Regions from separate parts of the Homo sapiens genome. Here all the other regions are linked to region 1. A link is an interaction called in ENCODE POLR2A ChIA-PET data of the cell type or tissue named here. Cell type or tissue: OCI-LY7. All regions are shown on one strand.

Evidence for each region. Peaks named below come from ENCODE experiments on the same cell type or tissue, not always from the same donor. Only the 100,000 strongest peaks of a DNase experiment are listed, where the experiment ranks them.
Region 2: POLR2A ChIA-PET joins it to region 1 with 14 read pairs; 23 of 35 experiments call an interaction of 5 or more read pairs at or near these places.
Region 3: POLR2A ChIA-PET joins it to region 1 with 17 read pairs; 25 of 35 experiments call an interaction of 5 or more read pairs at or near these places.
Region 4: POLR2A ChIA-PET joins it to region 1 with 16 read pairs; 25 of 35 experiments call an interaction of 5 or more read pairs at or near these places.

Annotation. Positions count from the first base shown.
Region 1 is chr3:46,485,923-46,490,922 of GRCh38, reverse strand. No RefSeq gene overlaps it. Among named protein-coding and RNA genes, the nearest start is that of RTP3, 9.6 kb to the left of the region's middle. RefSeq lists enhancers at 792-1,566, 1,567-2,343. In OCI-LY7, CTCF peaks have their summits at 1,849 and 2,054 (motif pointing left); a DNase peak (open chromatin) is centred at 2,012; H3K4me3 peaks cover 355 bases; H3K27ac peaks cover 1,344 bases.
Region 2 is chr3:46,558,903-46,563,902 of GRCh38, reverse strand. The region is part of intron 1 of LRRC2 (leucine rich repeat containing 2); the gene reads left to right. It overlaps LRRC2-AS1 (LRRC2 antisense RNA 1), which reads right to left. Exons shown (of 3, transcript NR_073385.1): 3 at 4,215-4,751. Among named protein-coding and RNA genes, the nearest start is that of LRRC2-AS1, 4.0 kb to the right of the region's middle. RefSeq lists an enhancer at 485-986. In OCI-LY7, a CTCF peak has its summit at 1,395 (motif pointing right); no DNase peak of the experiment used is centred here.
Region 3 is chr3:46,539,987-46,544,986 of GRCh38, reverse strand. The region is part of intron 3 of LRRC2 (leucine rich repeat containing 2); the gene reads left to right. Among named protein-coding and RNA genes, the nearest start is that of LRRC2-AS1, 15 kb to the left of the region's middle. RefSeq lists an enhancer at 1-525. In OCI-LY7, no CTCF peak of the experiment used is centred here; DNase peaks (open chromatin) are centred at 2,666, 2,946 and 3,326; H3K4me3 peaks cover 2,337 bases; H3K27ac peaks cover 4,797 bases.
Region 4 is chr3:46,547,060-46,552,059 of GRCh38, reverse strand. LRRC2 (leucine rich repeat containing 2) reads left to right here. Exons shown (of 9, transcript NM_024512.5): 2 at 450-593. The coding sequence starts at 469. Among named protein-coding and RNA genes, the nearest start is that of LRRC2-AS1, 7.8 kb to the left of the region's middle. In OCI-LY7, no CTCF peak of the experiment used is centred here; DNase peaks (open chromatin) are centred at 1,869, 2,279, 4,089, 4,939 and 1 weaker place; H3K4me3 peaks cover 3,260 bases; H3K27ac peaks cover 5,000 bases.

The DNA.
Region 1 (5,000 bases):
AACGCCTTCAAAGGGGTGTTGGAAGAGCCTGCTGACCAAATACCAAATGTTTATAAGCCTGTGGAGCAACAGGGACAAATATAGCTGCCACTCTTAGAAATTAGTACAGCCACTTTGGGAAACAGTTTGGGATTAAAGATACACATGCCCTGTTCAGCAATTCTACTTGTATGTATACCATCCAGATAAACATTTGCACGTATAGTATACTGATATGTATTAGAATACTTATAGAAATACAATTTTAAAATAGAAACAACTGGAACACTCCTCTCTCCTCCCAGTGAACAGATAAAACCTTTTGTTAGAGTCATCCAGTGGAATTCTATGCGGCAGTGAAAATGAATGAACTAGAGTAGGGTTTGGTCACCTTTGGCCCACAACCAAATCTGGCCCATCACGAGTTTCTGTGTGGCTCAAGAACTAAGAATGACTCATAAAGATGGATATTTGAAGTAGATAAAAAATAGTCACTTTGATATTTTCCCCAAAAGAATTTCATTATTCTAGATCTGTATTACAAAACAATTGATTTGATTATTATTATTTTATTATAATATTACATTTTGAATTTCATCAACAAAGTTTTGTGGTAATTTGTCTTCCTTCTTATACCTAGATAAGGACCTACATAATATCTTTGATTTGCCTCTTGGTCCACAAAGCCTAAAATATTTATTATCTGGCTCTTTACAGAAAGAGGTTTGCCATTCCCTAAACTAGAGCTACATAGATCAACATGGGCTTATCTCACAATCATGGCATTGAGTAAAGAATTCAAGCTGCTGGAGCTTCTACACAACAAAATACCTCTTACGTGAGGAACAAAACCACAATGCCATCACTTAGGAAATCATGCACTTGTAGTTAAGAACATAAAGAAATTTATAAACATAAAGGAGGGTGGATGAGAGGTCCTGTGGCTGTGCTGGGGTTGTGAGCTACCCTGGCTATGGTAGTATTTCCAGTTCAGGCTTGAGAGAGTGAGTGCTACCTACCCTTCTAAATGCTGCAAAGAGTATCACTGAGCAAAGGATGCCATGATCAGCACAGGGAACAGAGAACACACTGGACTCAAAGGAGAGAAAGTGAATTTGTAACTTTGGGTTCCTTTAAGCCTGGTTTTCTTGTGATCCCCGCTCTCTTACTGTTGAAGCTGTGGCCAACCTGTTCCTGAGACCAGCCTGCCTCAGGTCCCTGCCTGAGTAGCTCTGCCTGTGGGGCAGTGGAGAGTATGTCTCACGTCCCTGGACCAGGTGACCCATGGTTAGTGGCTCCCAGGCCAAGCTCCAGGTGAACGTTCAAGGCTGGGGTTTGACAGTGGGATGCTAACCAGCCCCGCTGCTCCTGCCACCAGCCCAGGGGCACAGGGCACGAACCAGAACCTGCATTTCTCATCCCACTGGCCTTGGTCCCCAAGGTGCTGCAGTAATTGAGCTGCTTTTTAAATTAGGACACATTCCTCTGGGGCCAAGGCTGGTCTTCTTTCCCAGAGGGAGTGATCCTAGGACAGGAGAGGAGTTAATGAAGAAACTGCATTGTATCCTCGTGCTGAGGGAGTGCACCCTGGGAAGGACAAGCTTGGAAGGGTTCAGACTTCTTGGAGGTGCAGTCAGCACACCTGCTAGCAGAGGACTCTCACCGGTTTGGTCAGGCTGGCGCTGGCCAGGAATTTGTTGGGCAGGCAACAGGCCACTGTCTGTAAGCCGACAAAGGAGCAGGGGATCGGGAACCAGTGACATGGGCATACAGTGGGGACAGGAGGCCTTTTGAGCGCCTGAGCCACTGGAGGCTTGCAGGAAGTGCTGCAGCTCAGCATGGAACCTTCGGGGCCACAGGGCAGGCGGGAGCTTGGAGAGGAAGTCTGGGCGCCAGCACGGACAGCAGGCCTGCAGAGCACACAGGCTGCTCGGAGACTCCGAGGTCTGTGTTGAGAGGGCTGCAGAAAAGGTCATCGCCACACCCAGGCTGCAGGTGCAGCAGACCGCAGTCCTCACACCCGGACCGCCCTCCCGTGGCCCTCACTGGAAATGGCAGGAGCGCCCCTTCCTCCTGCAACGTCCCTCCACCGCCCTCTACCGAGCAATCTTGCCGAGCTCACTGAAGGAGAGAGATGCTTGGAGAAGTCCACGTCAGCGCATATGCTATATTGAAGGACGCGTTCGGAGCTGGGAGACAATGCATAAAAAGCATATAAACTTTATTACAAATTCATTATATAACCGCACCAGTGGGGGCTGGGGGAGAGAAGGGACTGGCCTAAATAACATTGGAAGATAATATTTTGCCTGGAAATTATTAGGCTAAAGATGAAAGGTACTATGAACAATGTACTCTAATTGATAAATATATATATATATATATATATATATATATATATATATATATATATTTATTTATTTTTGAGACAGAGTCTTGCTCTGTCTCCCAGGCTGGAGTGCAATGGCGCGATCTCGGCTCACCGCAATCTCCGACTCCCTGGTTTAAGCGATTCTCCTGCCTAAGCCTCCCAAGTAGCTTGGATTACAGGCAATGCCACCATGACCAGCTAATTTTTGCAATTTTGGTAGAGATGGGGTTTCACCATGTTGGCCAGGATGGTCTCGATCTCCTGACCTCATGATCGTCCCGCCTCGGCCTCCCAAAGTGCTGGGATTACAGGCATGAGTCACTGTGCCCGGTCGATAAATTTATTTTACATAAGGGTACCCAGGTTAAGGATTCTGAAACAGCTTCATGGGTGTACTGGGGATGAGCAAATAAGTAAATACATGAGAGAAGGTGGGCCAGGTTGTTCACACTGTGGGAGAGGAAAGTTACAATTAACAAGAAAGGAAGGCTGGAATGAATCCTGGAGATGGGATTACAGTTGGAGACATCAGTACGATGCTCAGTATATACACAGATGGATAGATACAGAAACAATGTGGATATGTGTATATCTAATAATTTAGTATGTATGCATATATTACCTGGCTCAGTCAGCTGAGAGGGCCTAGAGGCAATGACACCCCAGTGCTCACATCTTGGTTTCTAAATACCTTTCTCCAATAAAAGAAGCAAAGGCTCCTTGGAGAAATGACTGATAAAATACAAGAGCCTGGAGCATCTTGTAGCACCAGAAAGAAAGGAAGTACTCAAAAACAAAAAGGGTGGGAACACATCAGAGGGACACAGGAACCAACCTGAAGGAGCTCCCAATGGCCAATGCTGGAACGATGTGAACAACAAAATAACTAACATAGTATTGTATTGTGTTATAACCCAAAGTATTAAATATAAGTGAGGCTATTCTGATATAAATGATTGAATAAATAGAGTACAAAGACGAATCTTTTTTTTTTTTTAACAGAATTTGAAATAGCATGTTAGACAGTCCTCCCTCCAGGGGATGAGGCTTAGTTCAGCTGCTACCATCCTCTTTCTGGGTAGGCTAGACACTTCCAAATAACAGAGTATGGAAACGGAAAAAGAGTAACTAGTAGAGAAACCTGGTAGATACTACCTTTAACCCAGTGATGAAGGTGAGCATCACCAGTGTGGATGTAATGCACCCTCTAATAGGTTGTGATAAGAAGGGTGCTCCTCCTCTGTAGTGTGCTTCCCCCCAACCTGTAACCCCAGTCTAATCGTGAGAAAAACATGAGACAGACTTAGACTGGGGGACATTCTACAGGATGCCTGACCAGTACTCCTCAAAACTGTTGAGGTCATTAAAATTAAGGAAAAACTCAAAAACTGTCACAGCAGATCAGAGGAGGCTGGGACAAATGACAAGTAAATGCAATGTGGTATCCTGGATGGGATTCTGGAACAAAAAAGAGGACATTAATAGAAAAGTTGATGGAATCCAAATAAGGTCTGGCATTTAGTTAATAGTAACATATCAATGTCAGCTTCTTAGTTTTGACAAATATACCATAGTAACGTAAGATGGTAACAATGGGGGAAACTGGATGAGAGGTGGATGGGAAATCTCTGAACGGTCTTTGTAACTTTACTGTAAAACTATACCAAAATAAAAAGTTTATTTTAAAACATGGATGTATTGGGCAGGTAAGTTCTCCTTTGTGAGACCCAGTTTTCTTACTTGTGAAATGAGGCAAATAGTCTTCTCCGGGTCCTGCCAGGCCATGATGAAGAAATGTCTTTGTGGTCAACAGATGCACTGTGCATGTTGAGGTACGGGGGCTGGATAGTGAGGCCAAACTTGCGCCTTTACAAGGTATCTTGGTCCACCTATGTGGCTGAGCTGGACTTCTTTTGGCCCCACAGCTTTCTTTACCCCTCTCTGTGGAGAGTGGCAGTTCTGGTGTCTATCGTACCAAAGTCTTCCCAGCTGCAATTCATTCTACTGCTTTTGTTCCCTCCTCTGGGAATATATGAGTTCCCTAATGCAGCCTGGAGATCACCTCATCTTCATGGATGGAATATAGGCTTCTGAGAAACAAACTCCCCCATTCAAACCCAAAGAATGGACTCAGAGACCCCGAGAATAGCGAAAGTGAGACTTTTAATGATGGTCTTGCAAGATTGGGTGTGTGGCATGCAGGCACACCCAGCAAAGTTTCAACAAGCAATTTATACCCTAGTGCGCAGGTGCCTCCCCCGGTTCCCAATAGGCTGAGTACTATGGGGTTACAATCTTCCTGGATGTTGCCTATTGATTGTTAGTCAGGGGCTTCAGGTGTTTTGTTTGTTTGTCTGTTTGTTTTTAGGGTTGTTTTGGTGCATTTTGTTGCAGCCCACAATGCATTGCAATCCTGGTTAGCTTAGGGGCTCTTTAAGTATTTGACTTATGACCTAAGTAGCTGGGCAGGCTGATAAGAACAGACAAAGCAAGCTATTTTGCAGACTATTAAACTTTTACCTTAGACTAAACTTCGTTGGTTCAGGTGAGGGCAACCAAGTGTGGCGGAAGGGGGAGGAAAGGGGAGGCCAACAAGCAGGCCTTGGCTATCCAAGCAGGAGCCTAGTACATTCTGTTTCTTCTGCAGTTT
Region 2 (5,000 bases), 73 kb before region 1:
ACTCAAAACCCCCTCATTTGATGGCCATAGCACACCTCTGTCTGCAGGGGCTTGGACAAGGTGATGGAGAGGCCCCACCAGTTCCCATCGTATGCTACAGTATGACCTGCTCAGCTGAACTCATGGGGGCCGGTGTGTGAACCCAAGTCTGGGGACTCCCAAGTGGCTGCTCCTGTCAGTAAACTGTGGCTCGTCTATGGCTTGGTCCATGGACAGACAAAATATAATGAATCAAATACTTTAACTTGCATGAAGTATTGTGATGCAAATAAACAGTAGACTGAGAAATAAAATAACAGGCGGGTTTACTTTAGATGAGGAGGCTGGGAAGGCCAGACAGGAGAAAACATTTAAGGTGGGTTCCAGGGGTGTGGGGAGGAAGCCATGTGACTTGGGGAGGAATGCTCTAGGCTGAGGGAGCAGTGTGTGCTGAGCTCTGAGGGGGAAGAGGCGTGGGGTGGATAAGCACAGAGGAGGGGAGCAGGAGGGGTGAGGTGGGATGGGCAGGCCGAGGGCAGACCATGCCAGGGGCTCACTGCCTCTGTGGAAAGCTGGGATCTCATTCTCATTTCAAAGGCAGGCCTTGGGGAGATTTGTGCCAGGTGGTGGCATGATCTAGTTCTCATTGGAAAGTGACTCTCACTATTGAGTAGAAGATGGGGTTGAGTGGGAAGCCAGGAGACCAATTAGGGGGCCTTTCCCCAACTGAGGCAAGGCGTGACACTAGTTGGTGGTGAGAAATGCATGCCCTCTAAGATGTAGGTGATAACTGGAGGTGTGGATGAATGTGTGTGTGTGTGCATGCATGTGTGTGTGTGCATACTATCTGCATAGTGGGTGGGCAGAGTGAGGAAACGAAGCAAAAGAAGTGACTTCTGGCCGAGTACAGTGGCTCATACCTGTAATCTCAGCACTTTGGGATGCCGAGGCGGGCAGATCACCTGAGGTCAGGAGTTTGAGACTAGCCTGGTCAACATGGTGAAACCCTATCTCTACTAAAAATACAAAAATTAGCCGGATATGGTGGCTTTTGCCTGTAATCCCAGCTACTCAGGAGGCTGAGGAAGAATTGCTTGAACCCAGGAAGTGAAGTTTGCAGTGAGCTGAGATTGTGCCACTGCACTCCAGCCTGGGTGACAGAGTGAGACTTCATCTCAAAAAAAAAAAAAAAGAAGTAACTTCTAGATCTTCTAGATTATGATGGAGTCATTCCTGAGGTGTGGAATTAAAGGAGGCCTAGGATGGACAAACTCTAAAGGAGCAAGTTTGGAGAACATCATGTTTCTTTGAGATATGTGTGAGACATCCAAGTGCATATTCAAGGAGGCAGCTGAACATGCACACCAGATGGCACCAGAAGTTAAGACTGATTTTTAAAGTGTCTTTTATAAAAATCCACTGTCTTGGTTATTTATTGCTGCATAACAGTTTATTCTAGACTGTTAGTTTAGAATAACACACATTTATTATCTCACAGTTTCTGAGAGTCAGAAATCCAGGGCAGTTTAGCTGAGTGTTTCTGGCTTAGGGTCTCATGAAGTTGTGGTCAAGATGTCCACAGGGGCTGCCGTCATCTGAAGGCTTGACTGGGGATGGAGGATCTGCTTTTAAGACAGCCCCCTCTCATGGCTGTTGACAGGAGGCCTCAGTTCCTCTCCTTGTGAAGCTTTTCCACAAGGCTGCTTGAGCATCATCATGACATGGCAGCTGACTTCCTAGAGTGAGTGATCTGACAGAGAGTGAAGACCTAGTCTCAGAAGCCACACACCATTACTTTCACCACATTCTAGTCATTAGAAGTGAGTCACTAAGTCTAGCCCATGCTCAAGGGGGGAGGAATTAAGTTCTACCTTTTTAAAGGGAAGAATGTGAAAGACTTTGTGGATATAGTTTAAAACCATCACATCCACCAAAGCAAAATATTTTACATTTTATTGTCCACTAAAGCTAGGATCAGTAAACTATAACCTGCAGGCCTGGCACCTGTTTACATATGGAATGTGGGCACTGCTGGAGCATCTGGGGACCAAGCTGGGGTATTTTCTTCTGTTTCTACTCCCCCACTGCTCTCAGCTCCTGTCCACCTGGCCAGCTGTACCTTGCTGCAGTCCAGGGCCCACCCTGGTTGCCATCTACACATTGGAGACTCTATTGTTAGCAACCAAGCAATGGAATCTCAGTTCAGGAGCTGGTGACTGAGTAGGTCACCTTGCTTCCAGCCAGCTATCCAACTTGTGATGACGGGAGGAGAGAAGGACACACAGGCACCTGTCTGGGTGATACTGGGGCAGAGAAAGAAATGGACTGCAGCAGGCTCACTCCCCGGCCCCTTCCCCTGCCAACCTCTCCCCTCTCTTTTTGTTTTTTTGAGACCCAGGCTGGAGTGCACTGATGCAATCTCAGCTCACTGCAACATCTGCCTCCCAGGCCCAAGTGATCCTCTCACATCAACCTCCTTAGTAGCTGGGACCACAGATGCATGCCACCACCCAGCTATTTTATTTATTCATTTTATTTTTTATTTTTGGTAAAGACAGGGTTTTGCCATGTTGCCCAGGCTGCTCTCAAACTCCTGAGCTTAAGCAATCCACCCACCTCAGCCTCCCAAAGTGCTGTGATTACAGGTGGGAGCCACTGCACCCAGCCACCCTGCCCCTTTTTCACCATACCTACTAGCCCTTTCCCTCTTGGGCTAGTCCCTCTTGTTCTGAGAATGTTTTTGGCAAGCAGCAGCTGGACATGAAACATGCTAACTACTCCGGATGGTTCTCTGGGGGCAAGCAGGGAGAGGCTCGCCAGAGGGTTCTCCTTTGTTATGTAAACGCCTACATATATCTTCAATTTTGCTTATTGGCCTGGGAAACCTCTATTATTTACCATCAAGTTTTCTCAGCCCTGTACTAAAACAAAAGATTTTCCAGGCATTATTTTCCTTAATCTAACCTTTGAGAGTGTGCTGATGGTTAACATTTTCACTCAGGAGCTGGAACACTAAGTGTCTGGGAGTCCTTGGACTGGAGAGGAACATGGCTGATGACACTTTGTGGCCCCAGTGTTCTTTCCTTTACAGTGAGAGATGCCACCGTTCTCCTTCTGTCTCATCATTGCAGGTGTTTTCTTCTCTGGAAGATGCTCTGTGACTGTGGACAGTGTAGCCCAAATTGAGGGAGGCTTGTTCTCATAATTCTGCTACAACCACACAAAACCAGACCCACAGCAGGGAACCGGAATCAGATGCTGTCTTGGAACCATGACACTTTGCTGTCAAATTCAACGAGGGTCCAGGCTGAAGCTTTACACTTAGGCTGCTTTGTAGAATCTACTTCGTTGTAAAGTTTCCTATAAGAGGATATTGCTTTGTTTGTATTGAGGGTCTCTTGACTGGATCCCGTAGAGGTTAATTTTTCCCTTTTCTGTGTTGGGGTAGCATATGATGATGATGACATTTCTATAGTCCTAAAGAAAGTTAATGCTTAGGACATTGCATTCTATGTCTTTGCCTGAAAGATTGTGTTGACTAGAGTTTATTTTACAAAGAAGAGATTAGCTTTGTAAATTTGTGAGGAGATCTCTCCCCTGAGCTGCTGAGGGACTGGCACCTGTGTCTGTCCCTGACAACTGTGTCCTATGGGCTCCCCAGTGTGGTTTCTCCCCTGGATGGAGGGTCTCCTCCTTACCCTGGACTGACACATGGACTCTCATTTGAACTACTTTCTCAGTCTCAGAACCCACCCATGAACTACTACCTTCTAGGTTAAGGTAAAATTTGTCCAGTTGTCTAGAGAGGTCTGGACTTATCTCTGTCCTACATGGGATGCCAAGGGCTGGGCTGGACCTGGCACTTAGGATCTTGTATGTCATAGCTTCCCAGCACCTCTGGACATCACATGTAAATCTCTAGCAAATGTGGTCATCACCTACTGTTCTTAGTCTCCAGTTTTCATTATACATGTTGCAAACAAAACTTCGCAAGATGCTGATTTACATCCTGGCACATTCAACGCCCCCTTAATTGTATAAGAGAACTTCTTTTCCTGCTTTTTAAAAACACAGGGAAAATGGTGAACATGGTTAGATGACAGACAGAATATGCTCTTTCCCACCAAAATACTGAGAGTAGTAATGACTTATAACTACTTAAAAATATGTCAGGGCCTTTGGTAATTAAATTTCATAATTCCAGGAATTTATCAAAGATGATTAAGCCATTTTTTGTTGACATGATCAAATATTTAGAACACAAAGACATTAAGAAGAGACCATTCCTCTAAGATGGGAACTAGAATTACATTTCTCTAAGTTAATACATAGAAATTCATAAGCAATGATTTTAAAAATGTAGGGGCAGTTAATGTACAGCTCTGGCTACTAGCCAAGGGCTAACTGGCCTGAGGAAATGAAAGAACCTCAACAACAGAGTCTGTGATGTGTCTGGTTGATCTAGAGAACACGAGCCCTGTGTGTAGGGAGTAATTCTTCCAGCTTCAGTTACTGTGGCTGGCTGGGCTGCCCACACTGCTCAAATACAGTTAACTTTACTTTGGCTTTTTGGTTTATGTGTAGACTTGGGATCTGTGCACAGATTTCCTCAAAAAAACTAGGCTGACTGATTCTCTTATTAATGTTTCTTCACCACTGGCTGTGGACTTTGATCTTTATTTTCAGGATGATGCGTAGCGTTCCTTTATGGAGACTTTTAAGTCGAAAGCCAAAGCCTTAATTAAGATCTTTGCAGGTTAGATACTCCTGAGCTGAAGATAACAGAGTAAGAAAAGTGGTAAAAGAAAAATTAAATGCACTTCTTTTACCTATCATTTTTATGGTAGACATTTGAAATTTACCCTTTCAGTGATTTTGAAATATGCAATACTTTATTATTGACTATAGTCGCCCTGCTATGCAATAGATTTCAAAACATTCCTCCTACCTATCTGAAACTTTGTACCCTTTGACCAGTAACTGCCCATTCCCTTCCTCCCCGGCCCCAATCTCTTTCTACA
Region 3 (5,000 bases), 54 kb before region 1:
AGCCCAAGGATGAATGAATGAATGCTTTTGCCTTTAGAGGAGGTTCTTCTGTCCCTTCCTCAGTGAAACGCAGCGCAGTCCTGGAAGCAGTGATGGGACCCACTTGGATACCTCTGTGGCTGAGCAGCTGGGATGCACGTGCCCTCTCCTGGGCAGCACAGTCTTTCAGGATGCGTTCCTCTCCTGTTCCCCGCCCTAGACCCTTAACATAATTCTTTGTCTTTAAAAAACATCAATTTAAGTGACGGCGCCTTTCATTCAACTAACGCCCTGGCAGTGGGCAATTACTTACTTGCCGAAGTGCCGAAGGGCAGCAAAGGAATTTCTGCAGATCCTTTATCTGGTTTTCCTGTCCTGAGATTCTGAGGCCAGGGCAAAGACAATTCCATCTTTCTTTCCTCAGGTCCCATAATAACTTGGGCTATTGCCCATTTCATCGGGACAGGGTTCCCTGGGACCCTCCGTCCATCTCTTTGTATCTTGCCATTTTGTGTCTTTTTTGTTTTGTTTTGTTTTGTTCAAGAGTCTTGCTCTGTCACCCAGGCTGGAGTGCAGTGGCGAGATCTCAGTTTCCCGAGGAGCTGGGACTACAGGTGTGTGCCACCATGCCTGGCTAATTTTTGTATTTTTAGTAGAGACGGGGTTTCACCATGTTGGCCAGGTTGGTCTCGAACTCCTGACCTCAGGTGATCTGCCCGCCTTTGCCTCCCAAAGTGCTGGGATTACAGGCAAGAGCCACCACGCCCGGGCTTTGTATTTTTTTCCTAGAGGCGGGGTTTTGCCAGGTTGCCCAGGCTGGTCTCGAATTCCTGAGCTTGAGCCTATTACCCTGCCATTTTGTGACTAAAAGGACTCGGTGGAGAGACTAAATATTTTGCGTGACCTGGGGCTGTCTTTTATTAGCCATGTGATCCGAGGTGGTTTTTATCATTTGATAAAAATGCATATCACTTTTATGGGTTTTTATCATTCTTATCAGTAAAATGCTGCTAATGCTTGCCCTGACCCTATCTGAGTGCTATTGAGAGGATGAAGTGCATGAATATTCTGTAAAGTATACAGTTCTCCAAAAATGCAAGAGGTTATTACTGTAAACCTCTTTACTGTTCTTTCCCTTGCATCCCCATCATTGAGATCAGTAGGTAACGGGCTGCCTATTCTAGGGCACGAAGGGAGGCATGTCTGGATTGTTAATTAAATACCATTGGCCAGTAAACACGATCCTGGGTGTGGCACTTACCCTGTAAGGGTGTCCAGTTCACCTGGAGAACCTGTCACGAGCCCTCATGTTTCACAATCTACCTTTTGAAAATCATTGTAAAGGGTATTTATTATTTATTATTATTATTATTATTATTATTATTATTAATTGAGATGGAGTCTCGCTCTGTCACCCAGGCTGGAGCACAGTGGTGCGATCTCAGCTCGCTGCAAGCTCCGCCTCCCGGGTTCACGCCATTCTCCTGCCTCAGCCTCCCGAGTAGCTGGGACCACAGGCACCCGCCACCATACCCGGCTAAATTTTTGTATTTTTAGTAGAGACGGGTTTTCACCGTGTTAACCAGGATGGTCTCGATCTCCTGACCTCGTGATCCGCCCGCCTCGGCCTCCCAAAGTGCTGGGATTACAGGCGTGAGTCACTGCACCTGGCCTGTAAAGCGTGTTTAATGTGCCCGGTATGGTAAAGGGAATGGGAAGATGGTTAGAATTCAGCAGGCTGGGAGAGACCTCCATTGTGAACCAGGTGGATGGCGTCCTCAAAACTTGCAATCTCTTTGTCCCCATACGCCATCCCCTAAGCCGTACTCTGTTGTGATTGAGTACAGGAGAGTCCAGGAAGACTCTGGGCCCCACATATTCTTTAGAGTGAATTTCAGTTACCGTTTTCCTCCCCCAGAGAGCTTGTGCTTCGGCCTCACCTCTGACTAAGGAGTGAAAGGCTGTGTGTGTTAAGGGATTTTTCAGCCTCTTAGAGTGCTCTGTGGCAGTGAGGGATTTGTGGCCTCCAAAGTCACACCTGGCAGCCTGCCTGGCCCCTGCAAGAGGTCAGGAGGGAAGGAATGGGCTGTGGAGCTTCTGGGGCCTTAGGGACTAGGTAGAGAGAGATCTGCTGCGGCCCTTAGGGCTGGCTGAGGCTGTGTGGCCAGCTTGGGCTGAGGGCTGGGGCTCCTGTTTTGAGTCAGAAGCTCTCAGACCCCGGACCCTGCTCGTATAGGGGAGATCCTCAATTTTATTTTCCAACCCTGCAATAGAATTTTTCATTTTTACTACCACATGTTTAATTTCCCCGAGCTGTTTGCTGTTTGTTTTTTCAAATGGATGAATTCTGTGAAGTGGCTTTATTTTTCCACTTTTACAGATATCTCTTAATCTTAGCTTTTAAAATTTTGTTCTGTTTTTATTTTGCAGGGTAATGGCTTTTCTTAGCTATCTTGGGATCAATCTTTTTTTTTTTTCTTTTCTTCTTTTTTTTTCTTTTGTTTGTTTTTTGAGACAGAGCCCTGCTTAGTCACTCTGTCTGGAGTGCAGTGGCATGAACATGGCTCACTGTAGCCTCTATCTCCTGGACTCAAGTGATCCTTCCACCTTAGCCTTCTCTGTAGCTGGAACCAACAGGTGCATGCCACCACACTCGGCTAATTTAATTTTTTTTTAAAGATGGAGTCTCACTTTGTGGTCTGGGCTGGTCTTGAACTCCTAGGCTCAAGTGATTGTCTTGCCTTAGCCTCCCAAAGTGCTGGATAGTTTTTTTGGGGGGGATGCTTTCTTGTTTCAGAGTTTCCTTTTTCTTTTAGGGTATGTGTCTTTATCTTGCATGTTGGGACATTTCTTGGAGGTCTGGAGACACTGGGTTGTCCAGAGCACTAACAAGCTGACCAGAAGCTCTGAGTGTGTGTCGGGCACACTTAGCTTTTGAGGAAGTTGCTGTAAAGTCCCCATCTCACTGGTGCCTCCCCTCTCCTATTCATGATTATTCATGAATGTTCATGAATGCACATTCATGATTTGTCTGGAGCTATGGGAGCATACAGAGAAGGATCTTCTCAGTTCCTGGGGCAGAGAGAATCTCAGCATTCATCACTCATCATCTGATTGCCACCTCCCCTGCCTCAGCTGTGCTTGAGGTACCCCAGTTCAGGGACTTTGTTGAACCTCCTCCAGTGAATAAGCCTCAGCTTCCTACTGGTGGGGAGCAGAGGTAATTGCTGTGTGGCATGGATGGGGGTCAAGGTTCTGGTCCTCAGACTTTGAACCCGATCTCTTTCTTTGGGCCGTGACTTCAGCTCTCACTTCCAGGGGTACCAGGCTCTTCTACTGCCGAGTCTCTGGTGGCTTCTGGTGAGAAGCCCAGGTTGTATCTCAGTTGTTTCTGCTGCTAGTCTAAGATTGAGCAGCTCTGGGAAGCCAGGTTACCATCTTCCGGCTGTCTGGTTATCCACATTTTGCAGCTGATGTCTCCTTTCCCTTTCTCTTTGCCCTTCTGCAAGGTTTATGGCACCTAAAAAGTTCCTGTACTGTTGTCTTTAATGGAATTTTGGAGAAGAGCAAAAGTACATGCATACATTCAATCTGTCATTTTTACTCGATTCTTTTCATTTCTATTTCATTTGATATCCTAATATTTTTCTTTTCTTTTCTTTTTTTTTTTTTTTTGAGACGGAGTCTCGCTCTGTCGCCCAGGCTGGAGTGCAGTGGCATATTCTCGGCTCACTTCAAGGTCCGCTTCCCGGGTTCACACCATTCTCCTGCCTCAGCCTCCCGAGCAGCTGGGACTGCAGGCGCCCGCCACCACGCCCGGCTAATGTTTTGTATTTTTAGTAGAGACGGAGTTTCACTGTGTTAGCCAGGATGGTCTCGATCTCCTGACCTCGTGATCTGCCCGCCTCGGCCTCCCAAAGTGCTGGGATTACAGGCGTGAGCCACCATGCCCGGCCTATCCTAATATTTTTCTTGTTGAAAATAGTCATGAACATAATTTTAGAAATTTAATAATCTTTCATGTGTGCCATTATTGAAAGAGTGGAATGAGGTTATTTATGAGACAGTCAGTACGTTGAAGTGTCAATGAAGAGATTGTGATTATGAGCCTGTGGTCAGCTCCCTGATGACCCAACTCATTTTGTCTCAGTTCCAGGAGGCAACCCTCTGGTGTGGTGTGGGTTCCATTCAGATCAAGAGGTGTCGGGACAGTTTGCCAGGGCCACGAGAAGGGGGCAGGTGGTAACTAGGTAGTTGGCTTCAGAAGCAGCGGCACAGGGCCCTATGCTTGGTTTAATGCTCTGTGCTCACCATCTTGAACTTCTTAATTTTTAACAAGGTGCCTGCATTTTCATTTTGCACTAGGCTCTGCAAACTCAGTAGTGGATCCTTACTGTAAGTGATTCACTTAAATGTCTTTGGGGTTTCAGCTTTCCTCTTCCAAAGGGGCTCACTTTGCCTATCAATTTTTTTTTTTTTTTTTGAGATGGAGTCTCACTCTGTCACCCAGGCTGGAGTGCAGTGGTGCTATTTTGGCTCACTACAACCTTCGCCTCCTGGGTTCAAGCGATTCTCCTTCCTCAGCCTCCCAAGTAGCTGGGATTACAAGTGCACGCCACCACACCTAGCTAATTTTTGTATTTTTAGTAGAGATGGGGTTTCACCATGTTGGCCAGGCTGGTCTCGAACTCCTGACCTCAGGTGATTCACCCGCCTTGGCCTCCCAAATTGCTGGGATTACAGGCGTGAGCCACTGTGCCCGGCCCACTTTGCCTATCTTATGGTACTGTTGCATGAGATAATACTAGAGTGAAAGCACTTTTGCAAGTTAACAGCTTAACCCACACACAGGAGGGCAATGGTTGTAAAGCACATTACAAGTACCAAGTACAAAAAAGAAGGATCACTATGGACTCCATTGCTCCCTCCACCTCCCCTTCAACTGCCATGGAGTTTTCCACACCTCATCCCACCTCCACCCTGTGCTCCAGCCACTTTGCTGATGGTGCGTTGTGGTCAGC
Region 4 (5,000 bases), 61 kb before region 1:
AAGTACTACCAAACCTTAAGAACATTAGGAAACTGTCATCCTCCCAGCCTCGGCAATAGAGTGAGACCCTGTCTCCACAAAAAATTAAAAAATTAGTTGGGTGTGATGGTGTGATCCTGTAGTCCCAGCTGCTTGGGAGGCTGAAGCAGGAAGATTGCCTGAGCCCAGGAGGTTGAGGCTGCAGTTGGAGCTATGATCGTGCCACTGCATTCCAGCCTGGGCAACAGAGTGAGACTCTGTCTCAATAAAAACAAGACAAACAAAACCCAACCAGCCAAACAAGCTAAAAAAAAAAAAAAAAAAAAAAAGCAAACTGTCATCCTTGAAGTAGTAAGGCATATCATCATTCCTTAAGCCAAGTGATTCATTCATATTTCATTTTAAAGTTTATGTTAAAACTGTTTTCTGTTTGTGTATCAAGCTGACATATCTATATATTTTTTAAATAGGTAATTTCATGCTCCCAAAATGGGACATAAAGTGGTTGTCTTCGACATTTCTGTCATCAGAGCCTTGTGGGAAACTCGTGTCAAGAAGCACAAAGCTTGGCAGAAGAAGGAGGTGGAAAGGCTTGAGAAGAGCGCCTTGGAGAAGTACGTGTTTTCTCAACCTAGTCTTGTAGCTTGTTTGGTGAATAAGGATTTGGACAGGCAACAGTTGCGTTGTGGAGGAGGATGCTTTTCTTCTGGGATTTCTCACTGTTGGTAAAATTTTCCTCATTAAACTTCAGAGCCTTACACTGTTGCTCAGTACAAATACGCAGTTCCTATGATAGCAACACCCATGGTTATAAGGACCTACCCACCACCCTTGTGGTAGGCACGAGGAAGACCGAGATGACACGATAAATCCCCCCACAGTAAATGCTGTAGCAGGCTGCCTAGCTAGAGTTCACTGAGCTAACTCACTAGGCTGTCTGGCGCTCTGGACACCATCTGACTGCCATCTGGGGCAGCTTGGGGCTACTCTGTTGTGCACTTCAGCCCTCCCCCATTGAGCTGAATTCTAGGTAAGATTCATTGTGTTGGTGTCGTTTTTACTTGGATGAAATGGTGTCATTTGCCTATCATATACGGCCGTGAAATATGAGTAAAAGAAAGTTATGTATATGAACACCAAGTTGAGTGCTTTGGAAAATCTACAAGGTAGAAAGGTTGAAGATGGCTTTGCATATGTCTGCAATTTTTATTCCCTGTGGAGAAACCAGAACTGGAACTCATGGATGATGCATTAGGGGTGCTGTTTATATAAGATTGACACAATGGGATTCTCATTGGCAGACCCATTCTCAAAGAAAGTCCCAACCCTACATCAAGTTGGCCAATGATGGTATATTTGCACACTTTAAATTAAAAGCAAGATGTGTAGGGGCTGGGCGCAGTGGCTCACGCCTGTAATCCCAGCACTCTAGGAGACCGAGGCAGGCGGATCACAAGGTCAGGAGATCGAGACCATCCTGGCTAACACGGTGAAACCCCGTCTCTGCTAAAAATACAAAAAATTAGCCGGGCGTGGTGGCGGGCGCCTGTAGTCCCAGCTACTTGGGAGGCTGAGGCAGGAAGGCAGGAGAATGGCGTGAACCCGGGAGGCAGAGCTTGCAGTGAGCTGAGATCAAGCCACTGCATTCCAGCCTGGGCGACAGAGCGAGACTCTGTCTCAAAAAAAAAAAAAAAAAAAAAAAAGATGTGTAAGGTGTGAATGTGTCTACATTCTTGGTTCTCCACCTTCATTAGCTTTTTGGATTAAACAAATACCTATTCTGATCATGCTTGATAATTAAGCTGCTACTGTATTCATCACAGTGGTTTCAGGTGGTTACCACCATCCCTAATTTGCAGATGAGGAAGTTGGGACTTAGGTAAGTTGCTCAAGTTCACACAGATGGTAAGTGGAAGATGTGGCCAAGCCCTTGCCTCTGTATAATGCTGTAATCACAGGTAGTTAGAACGTCTTTTCTCTTGCCACTAATCTGAGATTGTCCAATATGACATAAAGGATTGCTTGAGGAGTTTGAGACTAGCCTGGGCAACATAGTGAGACTCTGTCTTTACAAAAAAACAACAAAAAAGAATTACAACCCTTAAACCAGAAAGCCCACATGGCAACGCATCCAAGAGACCTACACTCACATAAATCATACAAGGTCCCAGAGCCCAAAGTAGCTCTCAGCCCTGCTTTGATTTCCTCCGCACACCTAGCATCTGGGGTTACTCTACAGCAGAACAAGCTTGCTGCATGGAGGCCCACGCCCTTGGCAGTGGGGAGGGGAGTTAGGGAAGCACCTGTAGCTGATGCAACTTCCTGAGGTTCTTGGAAGAGGAGCCATTTGCAGACACCTGGGGTCTGCAGACTGTGCTCTCTCATCTGCTTTGGAGTGGGATCTGCCCCTTCAACGCTGTCTTTCTTTGAGGTGTTAAACAGCTTCACGCATCTCATGTACATAGGATTGAGCTTGACTTGGGCTCAGTGTCATTGAGCTTGTGCACTGTCTCATCTTAACCTAAGACAGAAAACTTCTTGGATATTTGTTTGGCTTTTCTAGCCCAAGATAAGGAAAACAGCCACCAAGTTGGCTGGGCAGATAAGGAGGAATGTGAGGTAGGGCTGGGGAAGAATGTGCATGTTTAAGAAAGGAACTTAGTTTCTCAGCCTCTTCAGAAATGGGGGTAGTAAATTTGCCTTCTTTACAGGTGTTTTTGAGCTTCCATAATATAATTCATACTGTGATCATTAGTACTATTTGAGGGTTAACTTTTAGTTTCTCAGGATCTGTTTACTGTTCAAAGGAGTAATTAATATGTTGAAAAATTAATGCCTGCCTGATTATAAAAGGCAACTATTTGGTTAATTTAAATTTACTGAAACAAATAAAACCTCCTAGCTTGTTCTGTTACCTCACTTTAGGGTATCTCATCCTGTAATGCTGTAGTTGTTATGAAGTATATACCGATACTTAAACATTATAAGTAGAGATAAAATATGAAATATCACTCTCTCCGAATGAAACTTGATCATTTGGAGCGGAGGTTCCCAAGCCCTGGGCTGGCCTTTTAGGAACTGGGCCACACAGCAGGAGGTGTGCAGGGGGCAAGCGGGCATTACCACCTGAGCTCCACCTCCTGTCAGATCAGCGGCAGCATTAGATTCTCATAGGAGCACAAACCCTTTTGTGAATTGTGCATACAAGGGATCTAGGTTGCCCACTGCTTATGAGAATCTAATGCCTGATGATCTGAGGTGGAACAGTTTTATCCCGAAACCATCCCCCCAACCCCTCATCCATGGAAAAATTGTCTTCCATGAAACTGGTCCCTGGTGCCAAAAAGGTTGAGGACTGCTGATTTAGAGGGAGAAATAAAAGAGCTATTGTTAGGCTGTAAGTGAAGAATTTCTTCTCCATTGAGGCTGTTTGCCATCTGGGCTGGGATTGTGGTTTCCTTTCCTAAGGAAAAGGTATTTTATTTACACATTTATTGATTTAATTAGAAGAACTCTAATGGCATTTTTTTTGTATGTTTATTGCATATTTGGCATTCAGCTAAAACTGAGTTGAGAGGAAGATTTCACATTGAATTATATGGGTGATAGAGTGAAAAGACAACGAATTTTATTTATTTTAATTACTTTCAAGGAAGAGAATGGAATTAAAAAAATAGTTTATATTTCCTTCTTCACTTTCCTTTCATCAGGTTTCAGAGGGAATCAGACATAAAATATTTAAGAAGGAAAATAAGACATAAAGAAAATAAGACAACAAATATTTAAGAAATAATACAAAATAGATTTGGTATATAATTATTTTTAATGGGGTACATCTAATTTTCTTTTTTCTCCATTTTATATTGGCTGTACCAAAATATGTGAAATATTTATAACAATTTGTAATATGTGCTATAGGAATGATATATTACATAGGGATGAGCCGGTATCATCTCATTATATTGCTAGGATCTGCCTTCAGGTTCAGTCTAAGAAATGAGGAAAGAAAAGTTAGAGACATTAATCTGAAAAGTGCCCAGTGAATACAAGAACTTGCAGTGGCTGTGCTGTTGGTTTTAAAAATTTTGGAGGTATTGCTTCTAACAGAAGTTCTAGCAGCATGTCTTTGACCTAGAGTCTGCCCCTTGTCCTGACTGCTACAGTAAGATCTAAATCTACAGGTAGATATTTAAAATTCATTTTTATCATATGGTTATAAAACTAAATCACACAGAAAAGCTAATAAGGAAAAGCAACAATTCCAAGCCACTACAACTTCTCCCAGAGGAGCCCACTTCTCTTTCAGCACTTTCTTCTGCTTTTAAATTCATATCCCTTCATGTGCTGACACACACACACACACACACACACACATACACACACACATATGTTATATATATATTTTTTTTTTTCTTGTAATTTTTTTGGGACAAGTCTCTTTCTGTTGCCCAGGCTGGAGTGCAGTGGTGTGATCATAGCTCACTGCAGCCTCGACTTCCAGGGCTTAAACAGTTTTCCTAGCTCAGCCTCCTGAGTAGCTGGGACTACAAGCATGTGCCACCAGCCCCGCTTTCTTTTTTTTTTCTTGTATTTTTTGTAGAGACAGGGGTCTCACTTTGTTTCCCAGGCTGGTCTCAAACTCTTGGCCTCAAGTGTTCCTCCTGCCTGAACCACTGCACCTGGCAATATTTTTAAATTTATCACTTTTGTTATATTACTTATAGACTTCATATGTAGATCCTGAAGCCCTGACTCATGGATTGCTGGGTGGTTTTCCCCAGCGCAGCTCACTGGGACTGAGACCTATAGAGCTGTGCCAGCCAGTGCTGTCAGCAAAATGTTTTTCTTCAAATGTTCCAGCTTCCCTCAGTTGAATGGCAAGCATGAAACTCCAGCAATATCTGAAATGGTTTCTTAAAAGCAAAACATCTGATTAAGAAGGTGACATTTGCATGTAGACCTGGGGAGCCAGCCCTGCAGAAATCTAAGAACAAGGGTTGCAGGCAGGCATAACAGCAAAT